Linked DNA regions of Mus musculus: region 1 is linked to region 2. Evidence: chromatin loops called from intact Hi-C (ENCODE). Cell type or tissue: gastrocnemius. All regions are shown on one strand.

The links. Peaks named below come from ENCODE experiments on the same cell type or tissue, not always from the same donor. Only the 100,000 strongest peaks of a DNase experiment are listed, where the experiment ranks them.
Region 1: a loop joins it to region 2, with 2.6 times the contacts of the local background. A loop is called at or near these places in 3 of 42 quality-filtered maps.

What each region holds. Positions count from the first base shown.
Region 1 is chr16:50,360,977-50,368,976 of GRCm38, forward strand. The region is part of intron 2 of Bbx (bobby sox HMG box containing); the gene reads right to left. Among named protein-coding and RNA genes, the nearest start is that of Bbx, 67 kb to the right of the region's middle. In gastrocnemius, no CTCF peak of the experiment used is centred here; DNase peaks (open chromatin) are centred at 3,361 and 3,605; H3K4me3 peaks cover 1,427 bases; H3K27ac peaks cover 1,488 bases.
Region 2 is chr16:50,425,913-50,433,912 of GRCm38, forward strand. It overlaps Bbx (bobby sox HMG box containing), which reads right to left and starts at 6,477. Exons shown (of 17, transcript NM_027444.3): 1 at 6,330-6,477; 2 at 2,998-3,069. In gastrocnemius, no CTCF peak of the experiment used is centred here; DNase peaks (open chromatin) are centred at 3,489, 4,191, 4,373, 5,267 and 3 more places; H3K4me3 peaks cover 3,933 bases; H3K27ac peaks cover 3,612 bases.

The DNA of each region.
Region 1 (8,000 bases), 65 kb before region 2:
TTCCAAGAAAACTATTCTCTGCAGTTAACTTAGCAATGTCAATTATTTCTCTCATTTTTGTTTTGGACAGAATAGTAAGTGAAAAGCAAATCCATGAGTGGATCACACACTACTATGTTCTGGGGTTAAATATTAGTATCCGGAAACAAGAAAGTGAAGAACCAATGCAGCGAAACTTCCTGCCTCCTTTCAGGTTTCCCTGCCATTCGACCCTGGTGAGCTGCACTGGCACTGGGGCTGCACACTAGGAAGGAACACTGCAGGGTGCAGCGAGCTGGCTCTGCAGAGGCCAACAGCCCAACAGCGTGACCTTACATAAGTCACCTGTTCTTTGACAAAACGGTTCCTTATTTTCATCAAGTGTGCTTTACAGAGGCAGTGAGATAGTTCACAGGGTAAAGGTGCCTGCTTCTAAGACCAGGGACCTGAGTTTGACTGAGGGATCAACATGGTGGAAGGAAAGAACTAACTGACAAAAGTCATCCTCTGATGTATACACACAAGCCATAGCAAGTGTGTACACAGACAGACATACACACACACACACAGAGAGAGAGAGAGAGAGAGAAATGAAATAAAAAATTTCAAGAAGGTGTTATGATAAAGGCATTTCCTTTTGATATTTCATGTTAAGCCAATAGTCCAGTAGAATGTTCTGGATAGAATAAATCTATTTCTAGATACACATTTGATGAAATACTTAATGTGAACATTGTGACAAGTTGTTAAGTCAAATGGATTCTTAACTATGAATTGCAAGCGTTGAGTAATGAATTGAAAGAATCACTGGAGAGATGGGCTGAAAGAACAAGATAAACTCTAAGCCAAAATGAATCCACAGATCATTCTTTAAAAACTGCTGCTCTATGTAGGAGTGGTGATACACATGTGTAATCCCAGGACCACCTGGGAGGATGGGGCAGGAGGATCAACAAGCTGAGTTTGACCCTATCTCATAAACAAACAAACAAACAACAAAAATGCACACTCAACAAAAGAAAAAAAAATCTGACACTGAGTGCAGTTATGTTACTCTTTATGTGTAGAATATCTAATCCACTGGGGTTTTTCCACTTTGTTTCATAGTTGTAAATCCTAAAACTACAATGGAAAAGAAAACCAACAAGCACGGAGTAGAAGAGGACTAATTTAATCATGTGAAAAGGAACTAAGAGCCTTAGCTGCCTTCATGCAGTCAAAAGTGTCAAGGTCAACTTAACCACTAAATACCCAAAGTTTTAGAACTAGCGGCTATACACTGGTCTACCTCTACATTCTCTGCATCCTGTGCTAGGCACCACATAGCTTCAGTCCTAGACCTTCAATTCTATCTATCTAAGAGTGATAGTGACATATAAGCCCAATTCCAAGAAACCAAGTCATCAAAATGATGACGAAATTCTAAAGACTGCCGGAGCTAGAAACGTCTAGCCTAAAGAGGTTAGGTCTTAGGAAGGAAACACTGTTGAGTATCTGACGGGCTGTGTGGGACAGAGTTCACCTGAGAGGACACATGCCAAAGCAGACCTGGTGATTACAAGGACAACATCCAAAATGATTCAAAACCTGGATGTCTAGGTGATGTGACTGTTTAAAAACTCTGACTACATTAAAAATAAGAGGAAATGATTTCAAAACTATCAATACACTGGCTCCACCCCAATCAATTAAATGAGAACCTATAGGAGAAAAGAATAGGTGATAGCAGGCGATAAAAACTCTGCTTGGGTTTCTAACATGCAGATGTATATAAAATGACCACAGTAAATATGCCTCCTCCATGGAAATCTGCATTAGATTCACCTCCTGCACTTTTCTGAGCTAGAACCTTCCATTCACATTCTTCTGTGGTGATAAGAACCGAGCCACAACTTTCCAACCACTTATTAACAACTCAGAGCTCCACAGCCTTTTTACAAATTTAGCTTGCCAAATCCAGTATTATCTTCTAGGACCATGAAGATTTGCTCTTTGTAAATATTTGAGAAGTTAAATCTCCTTTAAAGGAAAGAAAAATCTCCTAAACGATAGAACTTAAGTTTGGGTTCTGATACTTAGCATCTATCTATTCATGACAATACTTTTCAAGATTTCTGTGCTAATGGTGTACAAGAGTATGCACACCATCATTCGGCAATAACTGTAATCTAATTTAAAAATGTTACTAACTGAAAAAAATGCCAACATTCAAGAATTCTCGTTTCTTTCAGAACAAAAAAAAATAATTAAAACCAAGCATAAAATACTTCATAATTTTTATGGTCTCTGCCACTAGTAGCTTATCCATTCATGAATGAAATAAATTATCTATTTCCTATTTTTGTTTTTGTCCAAACTTTTCTGTAATAGAATATCCTGGCTTTTAGTAAAATGCCCCACAGTTCCTTCAGTAATGGTTATATTGTTATTCATAATCTTTGTCCCTGACTACTGAATAAAAACATTATGATCGCCCTGGAAAAGACACAGCCATGTGTATTCAAAACGTTCTGGGCAAGCATCACTGGTCAAGGGCTAGGCTTCTGGGTTTTAGTGACTCCTCCAGATTTTTCCATCACCATGTACTACGCCCTCTAAACTTTAAAGCTCCCACTTCAGATTATGGTAAAGCACCAACCATTTCCTTTACCTCTGCCATCTGCCAGCTCGGAAAGCGCCTAATGAGACTGAGGCTTCTTCCAGGCCACTCGAAGTCTCTCTCATTAATCTTTGTCATGTGGTTCATAAATAATGAGACAGGTATTAAAGACCATCATCTTGTTTACTGACAATCGCCACCAAAAGAGTCTGGAATAACACCTTGGATTTCACTAGACCCAGGCAGGCTGGGGCTGTGGGGGTTCTGACGCGGGGGACAGAACACACAGGCTCAACAATTATTTTTTAACAATTAAGCTAGTTAACTGCACTAGGTTTCGAGTAATGATTGCCCTCTCCATATCAAAACGGAAGAATTACGATTGTACAGCTCTCTGAACAGCTGCTGGACGGGCAGTTCTCTCCGCAGCCAACAGTCAGTCACCTTTCGTTCTCCAAGCACATACCTCTCACAGAAATGTTTTCAGTGCAGCAGTCTACTGAGCTGGTTGTGACACCGGCACGATGTGACAACACAATTCATGATGGTTTTGCTTTTTTCAGCCTGCCTCTTTCTTTTCTAAGAAGTCTTTTCCTCGCTCTCCACCCCCCCAAAGAAAACCAAATCAACAGTACTTTCAGAAAACCTGCCTTAGTCTTTCAAATATAATGCTTTCGGTGAAGGCAGACCAGCTCTAAAGAACAGCTTTCAGAGAAGCAGGAAGCTGATCTGAACAGCAGAGAAAGCAGGGATGGGGCGGAGCAGAAAGGAACTGAGCTGAGGAGAGAGCGCGCAGCAGACAGTCCTGGCGGCTTCTAGTTAGTTATTGACAGTTTCATCTAATAGCACGGATTTATGAACAGGAGCATCAGGCCTGCCGTTCCTTTTCTTTCTTTTGCGAATCTCTGTCAATCTAGTGAATTATTACACAGGGAAAAGTAGGGCCTCCAGTTGCAGGGAAATGATGTAAGTTTCCCACTCCCACCAGCCCCAGCTCTACCAATCCACCTCCACTCTGACCTGTGACTATCCCCTCCCCCTCTCCCTCCCACCGCAGCCCAGGAGCTTAAGGCCCCTAGCCTTTCCCAGCTCTGGGCTATAGGGTGGCAGAAAGTATTCAGCAGAGAACAGGGAGTATTCTGTTTTGTTTTGTTTTAGGAAACTCCTTGAAGAAAAAGTAAATGCTTTTCTATTTAAAAAATAATGCTGAGTAGCCCAAAGCTAGGCAGTCCACAGGATAAAGGATATTAAGCAAGACCAGGGTAAGGAATGCAATTTAGCCAAAGGCAGCAGATATGAGGTAGCACAGCATGCAATAGTGGCGTCAGGAGACTCACAGGTCTACATTCCTCATACCACCTCTAACCTGGGGCCTACTGGCTTAACCTATGGTTTCCTTCCTTGTATGAACAGAAGGAAGGATCTCTAACGATGGGAATTTATGAATTGGTCCCCCCACCCCAACAGGGCAGGAACCAAAATATAATCTCTGGCTGTTTTCTTACACAGTTACAAATAATTCCTTATATTAAGCTGCTTAAAATATGTTTTTCAAGGTGATAGCCATGTGAACAAGATATATACTGGAGGAACAGACAGAGTGAACATCAAGTTAATCCTGATGTTGGAAATTTATACAGGATTAGGATTCTGAAGACATGCTCAAGAAAGGACAACTTTAAACAAATGCATGGAAGCAACCAAGAGCCATGACACCACCCTAAGACAACATTTATTATTTACCTGGGCCAGTCAGCACTGTTGTTCAAATTTAAAGGACACACCAAAAATTAGGTAAAGTATAAATAGTTACAGATGATGGATGAGTTATAGATAGATAATGTGTTGTTTTTAATTAAGAGTCCATAGCGCATGGTCACTAGCCTTCAAAAGGGAATATGTAAACTCCTGCCAGTACTTGACTTCCAAAGCTATGACAAGGCCTCCTAGACCACTCTGAATAAGAATCCGCCTTCCCTAAAGCTGGCTGACCATCGCTCCTACAACCTACCTTCCCCAACTCCAGCCACACTCTTCTCCCATTTACACAATTAGAGCACACATCTCCCATCCAAAAAACCTTAACTGTGAGGAGAGTGGGGGAAATCGCCCAACCTCCTGACAGGACACAGGGGACAATTAGTATTGCCAGTGGGCCATGAATGGCCCTAAACTGCTCATTCTGCAACCCGAGTAGCTTTGCCAGCTCGTAACTTAAAATTGGAGGACAATCAATTGAATCATCCGCTGATAAATCGTTAAAGATATTTTTAACTGATGGATCACTATGCTCATGAACATAGCTCACAAATTTTCCCTCAAATATTCTCATTCTCTTCTTTTATCTATATAAACAAAATCCCACATTGTATACATTAGAAGGAATGGAGATGAATATTACTCTTGAATTGAATAAGTGAATCCATCAATTATTTAAAAATGCTAATAATGTATTTCATTAAAAATACATCTTAATTAATGTATTCACTTCTAATATTTTTAAAATTCTTGATTTAATGCATACCATTATGATCACCTTAATAGGTTTTTAAACAAGAGCCATATGGTCTTATAAAATTAAAAATTTTATCACAGAAGTATAATGAAGTGTTCCTCAATACATTTTAAGTCATAGTAATAGTAAGGTAAGATCCAGTGAGAAAAATACAATAAAGAGTTCAAGCACAAAAATAAACTGTAAGATTTCAATGACTAAGGGATAGTTAGTAAATGGATAAGGTTAAAAAAAACTAAGCTATAGTGTTTGACTAAAATAAATATATTTAAGCAGGAAAGAACTCATCTTACTGAGATATCCAATATTTATAGTACAAAAGCAAATATACCATCAACAAGAAATTCAAACTTATGGATTTCTTGAAAGAATGACTCTATTTTCCAAACTCTTTTACCAGAACAATGATGAACATCAGTTTGGTCTATCCCTTCTTCCTAATCTCAAGAATGAACAACAACGGGGCAAACAAAAACAGGAACAAACACATCACGTTAGACCTTTAGATGAGCCACTGGAGTGACTAAGTTCTCGGGTTGAATACTGTACTTGTTTCCTAACTTTAAACTAAACTGCATAAAAGTTTTTTTCCAAAATAGGAGACTTGCTTTCATCACCATAGTTTAACCTTCCCTGGTGTTTCCCGGGCAATTATCAGTAGCACCAATCCTGCTGAGTATTCATGTCCCCCAAAGCAGGCGCTCCTTTTGAGGAACTCTGCATTTCTACCAGGAGGCTGAGGAAAGTGGAACTCCAGGCAGCAGCCTGCCTTACTCCCTGGCTCCTGAGTTCCTGCTTACACTGCAAACTCCAGAGACGGGGGCTGGAACAGACCTCTAACAGTCTTCACTCTAAAGAGAAGTTGATAACTTCTTAAACAATCTCACAAAACAAGGTGAGCCCATGGGCACAACTGTACACAGCACCAGGCTTTTCCCCTTTGGGTCAGGCTCCTCCTATCACTGCTAATCACTGAATGCCTCCTGCATGAACCCTCCTCCCATTCTAACTGCGGTAGGTGTGAAAGTCAGCCAAAAGTGAGAGAGACCTCTTCAATCCTAATAAACACAGATTAAATAATGTGACAGTCACAGAACACATCAAGCTTGTGGCAGTTATTTCCAGAGGTTCTACAGGTTCCAAATCAAGGATACCAACTGCTGAACAATGTTCACGATGTTATACATTACAATGTATATTTACTATACATGTTCCAGCCATGCCTCAACCTGCTCTGCTAGGACTGTTTCTCAGGAAAGCACAATATATTTTAAATCCACGATGCTGTTTATTTTAATGTAGAACCCATTCCCATCCCAATCATTCATACAAATCCTTATTACTTTTATTAACCATCTACTCACTAATGTTCTCCTTATTGTTCCTTCTGGGACTTGAGGTTTCCAAGCTCCTAGCTCAGCCCCAGCCCTCAAACTTTTTCAAAAATAAAGGGAAGCACCAAGTAAGTCTTTGAATTTTAAGAAATAACACGTAAAATTCAAGGAACATCAACTGGAAGACAGAGTCCTTAAAAGTTGTATTTTCTGTTCTAAGCATCTGTATTGTAAGTTAAGCCCTCTATTCTCATGAATTATTATATATCTACTACTATTATAATACTCTATAATGTATTATATATATTATATATAATATATACTCTATAATATATTATTATAATATATATTATATAATAATATATATTATTATACTCTATAATCATCATTTCCAGGTACTGACTACAAATCTAAGCCTCGAATATACTTAAGAGAATTGCTCTGGATTACAAATCAGAAGATGAGTACTAGAACTCGAATGCGAGCCTGCAGGCAGGTCAGCAGAGTCCTTGAGTATCAACCCTGGCTCCACTAAAACAGCGAGCAAGAGTCCTGCCCACATGCGCCTCAGTGAGGCATCTTGCTTTAGTCAAGAGCAAACATTCCATTCTTACACAGATCTGGATTTGAATCCAGGAAACTGACCTGCGGGCAACTTATATAATTTTCTCAAACTTCAATGACCTCATCCACAAACAAGAATAAATAGCGCTTGCAAGGGATCAAGGACAGGCTATTCTTAGTAAACCATCACAATTACCAGTACAAGTTTTCTACGTCATCATCGTCGTATATTGTAACATTTGGTATCTCCAATAATTCTATTATATAGGATTATGATTTTCTATTCTTCTTTTATCAATAAAGAAAGTCAATGTTCAAGACAGTGTCCAACTCGCCTAGGCCACAGTATCACACGAAAAAGATTACACCAATGCTAAGTAACGTGACTATGAAACTCCCAGTCAAAACTACGGGCTCTGGAAATAATCACAACATACCAATCCCTTTGGACTCACCATCATCATCGTCACCATCTGCATCTGATCTCTATCATCTAGCTTTTCTGTAGTTACCTTGAAGACCTTAGGTCTAAGAAGCACCCCAGTAATACCATAAAGGGCACATTCTTGGACGGAGAATGACGAGAGTAATGGCTTCAGAGAAATGAAAAACAAGTCTGGTCCCTAGAAGAAAAACAATAAGCAGCAGAGCGGAGGAACTAAATCAAGGTTTGCTACCAAGAATTCGATGCCGGGAGAGAAAGCGGAACTTAATACCAAATTATATAAGATACCTAAGAGAACAAAAGGAAAGCTGGCCAAGCCAACAAATATGATAGATAATCCTGCCTACTTAATAACTGCTATCTGACCGTGTGTGTGTGTGTGTGTGTGTGTGTGTGTGTGTGTCTGTGTGTCTGTGTGTGTCTGTGTGTGTCTGTGTGTGTCTGTGTCTGTGTGTCTGTGTGTGTGCCTGTGAAGGAGGGTAAGTGGCCATTTTAACTAACTATCATTGATAATGGTGCAAACATGACGAGAAGCATTCACACCTTCCAAGTATCAGGGTATCT
Region 2 (8,000 bases):
ATTATTTTAGGTTTTCTCACTCTTAATGGCTTTCATTTGTTTTTTTTTAATCCAACCTCCTCATCCTGTGGAGTTATTTCACTACCTCGCCCCTCAAACTGACTGGTATAATTTAACTATGTATTCTGGCGGCTACGTCAAAATTTCATCTGTTATGTCTTTCCCTCGTTTTCTCACCCTCTCCTTACACTGTTAGAGAGAATTCCTTACTGGGTTGCCTTCCTAAGCGTGCTCTTGTTTACCTGGCACTTATTTCAATACTTACCATATTTTTTTTCTTTGAAAGGAAAAAAAATGAGAAGGATCCCATTAACAAGGATTTTCTAGGTAAATCTGGACAGCTTTAAGATGCTGCATCACGAATGTACTAGTGTTCCAAGGAATGGCAATCTTTAAGATATTGAAATGACCAACCACGCATACTGGCTGACACCACACTCAAACTTTGCGCATATGTGACTCAAAAATATAGACGGCACATCCGATGACAAGCCCAGGAGAGGTACCAGGCCAAACAAGTCTATCCTAACAGCTGCCGTTGGTGATAAGTTATTAACAAATGAAGTGGACATCAAAGTACCTGCTTACCACTTTACTCGCTGATACTCTACGGTGCTGATGGTGCAGTATATCAAAATTAAGCATCTAAACTAATTTAATTACCACAACTGGAAACACAGTCAGCACTTTTGTGACTTACTAAGAAGAGAGTGGGCATTTCTTTTAGTACAGCAAAATTAGGCATGCCTGTTGTGACACTCCCCCAAAAGTTATTTGTTGTTTTTGTAAGGTAATGCCAGGAACTCTTCATTACTTCAAATAAAGGTTTCTAACATAAAATTGATAACCACATCAAGGCTCATTTAAAGATGTGGACCTGGCTGTTACCTATGATCTTTATGAACTAAGGAAAATAATAACTGGAAATTGTTTGCAATTTTACCGAAAATGTAGTTTTATTATTAGTTTAGCTGCCAAATAACATTATTTTCAGGCTCATTGTTCCTTCTATATTAAAAACAAAGCTATCTCATTAACTCATAAATCTAACACTTTTTTAATCAGATTCTAAGATAAAGATGGATTTATTAAGTCTCAAAATTGTAAAACTTCCTAGATACCTAAGTCTATAATGGAGATTTACTCAATCCACCCCAGTATTCCAAAGATGTGGCACCATGAAACAACACAGATAAGCCACCCTTTTAATAGCTGTTGTTTTATGTGAAATGCAAATTAAGGCTTCAGTGTCAGAATTTAATAAAGATATGCAGAATAAGAAAAATTTAGAAACTCTTGATGATGCAGAAGCAGAAACCTCTTTAAACTCTTTCTTTGATAAGTGAAGACTCACATCCGGTAAACACACTATGGATGCGAAGAACTGGCAATTCATGACAAGGTGACTTTTGAAAATCCCATTGCAAGTTGTACATTATCACAATAACTGAACTGACTTCAAAGATAGTTCTGGAAAACACTGTTTTAATGAAGGAGGCATTTGCTATCTCCACGAAGTACAAGAGCTGATCAGATTGCTTTTATTGTGGTATTGATTCTCATATTAAGTTTCTGAATTGGTCAAATACATTTCCAGAGGGAAAAGTAACATTAACTGCTCACCACAGTGTATACAATTAGCTTTGTGTGTAAGTGGGGTGCTCTCTAAAAAGCAGTAATGTATTCTCAATCTATTCCCATAATGAGAAAAAAACTTAAAAAAATCAGCAATACTGAATTGAATCCGCATATTGTGGTACATACTATAAATTCACCTTCAAAATAATCCTATTAAAACCACTCCAGTTAGTCCATGATATATGTGACATTATAGGATTGCTGACTGAAAGAAATACCTGTGAGGACTGGTGTAATATACTACTCAAAAAATAATCCCACAAAGTTTAGATTACCTAAACACCCAGTAATATCCAAGCATATTTGTTACTGGCTATGGACTACCACAAAGGCCTGGTCTTCAAATTTAATCCCTTTAGCAAGAACACATTTTAATATATACATTATCCCACCCAGCCAATCAGGAAACAAGAAAGGCAAGGATCCTAAGTTTTCTTTCATGAAGAACTGAATTACAACTCATTTTTATTCACAAAGCATAATTTCTAAATCACTATGGTACTATCATAAAGCACCACAGTTGATTTATAAAAGTCAGTACAGCTAGCTTTCTTAGGCCATCGGCAATTCCATATGCCTTGACAGAAGAGAGGCAGACTTGCTAATTAGTTTTCTGTAGTTTCCAAACACCGTGTTGCTCTTAAATGCTGTTCAAACACTGTTTTCACTACGCGGTTATCTCTCACAAACTTTGCAGACACTAACTATCCCAGATATGTTTTGCAGATTTTTCCATTTCGGAGATTTGGGAAGCGTATATTTGAAAATGGCAGTTAACGATAAATCTCAGAATAGATGTTTATGTACCAAATTTCTCCAATTGCATAAATCTTTGTGGAAGTTAGGACCAAATTTGAATCAGACTTGTACATTAAATAAAAGGCTTACTGTACCACCTAAATACAACCTTCCCCAACCCAAAAGTAACAGAGAAGATGGGAATCTGGAAGAAAACACATCACATAATTAATTAGAGAAGTCCCCACTGTGGTGCTTTTTTGGGTTTTTATTAAGTCCATTCATACATTACAAGCTTCTACATTAGTGTCTGGAGAATTTATTAGGCCTTCAACTCTGTATAAAACTTCGACCAACTAAATTGTCTATTTGATAATTAGTTTTCAAGTGGCACTTGCAGGTAAACAAGAAACAAACATTTCAACTAACTTTCGCTGTCAATAACCTGCAGGTGAACTGGAAAGACTAAAAATCCTGAGTTTGGCTGTGAGAGAAACTCAGTGAGACAACTGCGGGGTAGAGAATTATAACCCCACATGACCCCACTACGCATCTAATAATGACCCTTCTGTCACTACCAAGAGACACCCAGTTCCCTCTCTCAGGAGTGTGCATACTTACCCTGGAAGGTAAATGGGAGGCACACAGGAAGGAAGATGAACTGCAGCAAAGCCTTTGTCAGACGATAGTGACCTATAGGTAGCAAATAAAAGCACATCATCAGAATGGGAAGGCTTTCCAAGAGTTCAATGAGGGAAGGGCACAGCTCCATACCAACCCCTTGCCTGTCTCCACCCTCCTCCACGAAAGAGCAGCAAGGGCAGTAAGGGAAAGCATCTTTGATTATTCAAAGGGGGTGGGGGCAGCCCAGCTGGCATTCCTGGGTCTGCCCAGAACCTTGCTTCCTACTCTGTCTGTACAAAGCAGAAAGTTGATCTGTTCTGAACAGCAAAGCCCACACCACGATCATTCATCAACTTGCACAAGTGATCACCACCCCCTGGGCAAATACACCGGTAACCAAATCGGTAAAGATCGATAGGCACTCCGTGCCTCCCTCTGCCCAAGAGCCAGGCAGCCTGGAGGAGCAACCGTAGCAGCGGGTCCAGGTATCGCAGCCCTCAGCGCTGCAGACCTGGGCGGCCACAGCCAGCTCCCAACAGCCTGGCTGGGTCACAATTCTGAGACGGAGATCGGAGTCGACCTGGGGAAACAAATTCTCCACAGCCCACGACAGCAAGCTCAGGCCACCAGGTCGGCGAGGTCGGGGTGGGGGAGGCTAGGAAACGCCGAGGGAGAAGGAGAGAGGGAGGGATCCCGGGAGCCCACCCAGGCTTTGTTGCTGGTCACCATCAACTTTGCATCTTAGTACAAAATGTCGATCTTTAAGGCTGACAAGACAGAGGCAGAGGTAGAGGGAGAAAGAGAAAGGCAATAGAGTCCATCTTGCTTTGGGGAAGAGGGGGAAGGAAAAAAATGAAGTGCAAACCCTACACTCCGGGCGTAAAAGTCTTCTAAACACCTTTCCAGAACGTAGGAGCAACGAGTGGGGTGTCCCTGTGCCCGTGCCCGCTCGAACTGGCGGCGGTCTGGGGGGAAAAAACGCCTCCTTCGCCTCCTCTTCCTCCTCCTTCCCCTCCTCCTTCTCCCGTTCCTCCTCCTCCCGTTCCTCCTCCTCCTCCTCCTCCCGCGGGCCCCGGCGAAGATCCCGCCGCCGCTGCCTCTGCCGCCCCCCAGGGAGGCACCGCCGCCGCCCGGCCCCGCGCTGCCATTCCAGCCTTGGACCGCGCGGCGTGGCGCGCGTGGGGCCGGGTGCCGGGTGGCCGCCCGGAGATGTCCGCTGCGGGGACCCCCGCGCCCCCTGGCCGTAGACTGGCTACAAAAGTCGCGCGAGCAGAGGTGGCGGCGGCGCGCAGGGGAGAGGACGCGCGTGGGGAACCCACGCCGCGAGTGGGCAGCCCCAAGGGATGGCCGAGAGCGCCCCTCCTCGTGCAGGGAAAGTACCCCAGTCCCCGCCAGCCAGCCCCAGGAACAGCAGCCCGGCGTCCACGGCCGGTAGACGAGAACTGGACGTGTCATTAGCAGGACAGGCAATGGTTTCAAAGCCCCAGGCCAATGACCATTAGCCGAGGCAGAGCTAGCTCGGTCCCCATCCCCCACCACCTCCACCCACCTCCCCCTCCAGCTACCTCCCCCCCCCACCTCCACCCCACCTCGAGAAACTTTTCAACAAGATCCACCTGGGCTAATTTGTCCTCAGACAGTTAAAATATTGACTAGACCCTACACACTGGGAAGGAAGGGGAATGCACGCTTTATTTTCCTTTCTGTAGAAAGGAAAGCAAAAAATAGCTTGTCTCTGTGTCTCTCCCTCTCCCCCCCCCCTCCTCTGTCGTACATGTTGTGTCTTAGCTTTTTGCATCGTTTCGTTTTACCTTCCTCATTTAGCAGAAATGATCGCGGGTATTTCACACATAAACGTGTTCCAGATTCCTGGATTCGGGGTCCTTGTAAATTACAAGAATCCGGTTCGGTCTCAGTTACGTTAAGTTTCATGCGATCTCCCCAAAATAAATTTTAAAATAATAATAATAATAATACATTTCTGAGGGTGAGCGAGCGATTCGAGGTGGAGGAGGGAAAGAAGCCTCCAGTCTGATTTCTGTAATTTACTAGCGACCCGGATCGCAGAAAATAACAGTGTAACACGAGCGTGGCTTCCGAGGGTTGGGGAGCTCTTTCTAGAGGCATCGACCCCATCCCCGGATAAAGGATCTGCAAGTTTTCTGTCATCGCGACCGTGCAATGCCATAACTTACCTTCAGAATGAGTCTTTAACCAGCCAAGGCCTTCCTCCTCCCCTCCACCGCCACCACCCCCAGCCTCGCTCTCTCCACCTTAAACTTATTGACACAACATAATCCCACATTCAAGCAAAATCCTGACACAGCCTCCCTCGTCCTCTCCCCCCTCCTCTCTTCCCTCCCGTTTCTCTCTCTCTCTCTCTCTCTCTCTCTCTCTCTCTCTCTCTCTCTCTCTCTCTCTCTCTCTCTCTCTTCCCCTCCCTCTCCCCTTTCCCTCCCCTCCCCTCCTCTCCCTCTCTCGCCTTCTTCGCCTTCTTCCCCTCTCCCCTGTTCTTCCTCCAGGCTACTCTGGCACTGGAACAGCACTTTCTCCACTCGCCGCGCATTTGGCTGGGGGTGGGGGGTGAGGGGGACACCGATCTCGGGGCCGGAACACCCAAATCCTAACTCTGCAGATGAACGAGCAACCGGGCTGCCGGTCCCGGTCACCGTCGCACACACACCAAATGTAGCCCCGACCCACCGAGGGCAGCCTTCCCGTACCTTCCACCCCTGCCCCGGGCTCCTCAGGCCCCACCTCCCCCGGCAGCCGAGCCCTGCCCGGGGCTCCTCCACGTACTTTCGCCTCCTTGAAGTTTGGGGCTCCCGGGGCGGCCACGAGCCGCCCGCCGGCGTGAGGGGACCGCTCCGTTGTTGTTTTCCTCGGGCGGCTCAACCCCGCGCCCCGGCTCCGTGCCCCCTCGGGCGGCGCTGCCCGGGCGCCGAGAGGTGCTGCCTGCAAACGCAGCCTGGCACCGGCTGGCCTACTCCTCCCCAGCCCGGCCCCCAGCTCGCGCTCGCCGGGCAGCGCCGCGCGCCCCCCGGCCCGGGCCCGCCGGCGCGGCCGCCGCGACCCTCGGCCCGACCTCTCGCCACCCAAAGTTTTGGCTGAGGGGAAAGTGGCCCGCGAGGCGCCGGCCGGTGGCGGCTCGGGCTCCGGACGCGCGGGTTCCCCTCGCCTTCCTCAAGTCCACCCTACCGGCTGCCGCCGCCGCTGCCGCCGCTCCTGCCGCGGAGTCCTCGGGCTGCAGCCCCGGCGGCTCGCAAGTGAGTAGGAAAACAGAAAGTGCGGGAGAGCGCCTGCGAAGGCTGCGGATGGCGGGCGCCTACCTCGCGGGCTCGCCGCGGCGCGAGGGCGTGTGTGTGGCTCGCCCTCAGCGGCCAGTCAGGGGCTCTCTATGGGAAAGTGGAGAGGAGCTTGCGGAGCCGCGCTGCCTCCGCTCCACTGTACACTGCTCCACATACAGTACATGCAACCCGGAGAGACTGAAAACACTCATTTTATATAAGGCAGCCTGCCATTGGCCCGCGCCGTGACGGACGGGCGGCGCAGCCAAACAGGAGGCGCGTTACACCCAAACACACGCACACATACACACATTTCACAGAGACACACAAAGATCATCACATTTTCTATTTTCTAATGTTCGGGACCTGTAGACAGTGGGCGAAGACAGGTAGTGAGGCCCAGCAGAGTAGGGGTCAGGAAGGAAGCCCTCTCTATACCAAGTTGCCAGGCTTGAAACTGGTGTCCTTTTGACTTGGGAGGGTTATGGTAATAAACTACAACTCCACTGGATATGGAAGTGAGGAGGGATGGGTTTGATCGCTGCCTTGTGGTGCCCCATGAAAGAGGCGAGCATTGTGTTATGATTTTACAGCCCGGCCTGCTAACAAGTGGCCGAGAAAGGCTTTTATCAGCTTAGATTTCTTTTGTCAATGGGTTAGCCATCACATAGGCCAAAATAGTGCGAGATAAGTTTATCAAGACTAGAATGCTTTGAGATTGTGACTGCCTCGTTAGCAAGCAAATTCAGAAAGTAAGAAAAAAAATCAATACAACAGGCAGAAACAAAGATAAACCTTATGCTAAAGTAGCCGAATGTGCACTTGAAAGTCAGAGGGCAATCACCTGTATGGGTACACAAGGTGTGCTGAAATTACACACCTTGTGGGAAAATGACAATCGACAGTCTGCCTTAGAAATAGACCTCTTGGTTCAATATAGCCAAGATTTATAATACACACACACACACACACACACGCGCGCGCGCGCGCGCGCACACGCACACGCACACACATCCTTTGTTTTATGTATTTCCCGCTGTATATGACTACTCTATGGTGGGTGATTTCTAGAGACAATGAAAGCGAGATCTAGTTTTAATGATATTTTTACTATGCTGTATCTTTGGCAGATCTTGTTAACAGTTTGATATAAACAAGTCAAAGGGATACTTAGAAAGAACCGAACCTAGGAATTAAAACAGAATAAAATGCACACACAAGTTTTTAACTAGTTGAGCAATCTTTTGAGCATATGAGTTCTTTTAGTCTCCTTCATTCTTAGAGTTGATTTTAGTTTTTATTTAAAGATTAAAATAAGCTTTCCCAAGATTGCCTTCATTAAATGGTTATTCAGCATCTACAACTCACTGGGACTATTCTAGGTCCCAGATGTTTTCCTGGAGTTCCTTCTGACCAGGATCCAAAATTTTCAAGAATCTTAAATACAAACAGTTTTGAAGATTAAATAGTATGATTTTTATAGTCTAACTGATAGCCTAAATTTTAAAAGTAAACCGAGTAAGAAAACCTTTCTGTTCTGGTTTTGGGTTTTGGACTTTTTGTTTGTGTGTTTGTTTGTTTGGGGGGGGGGGTGGTTTTGTTTTTGTTTTTTGAGGCAAGGTTTGACTGAGTGGCCTTGCCTAGCCTGGAAATCACTAGATATATCAGGCTGTCTTTAAACTCACAGAGACCCCACTGCCTCTATTTCCTGAG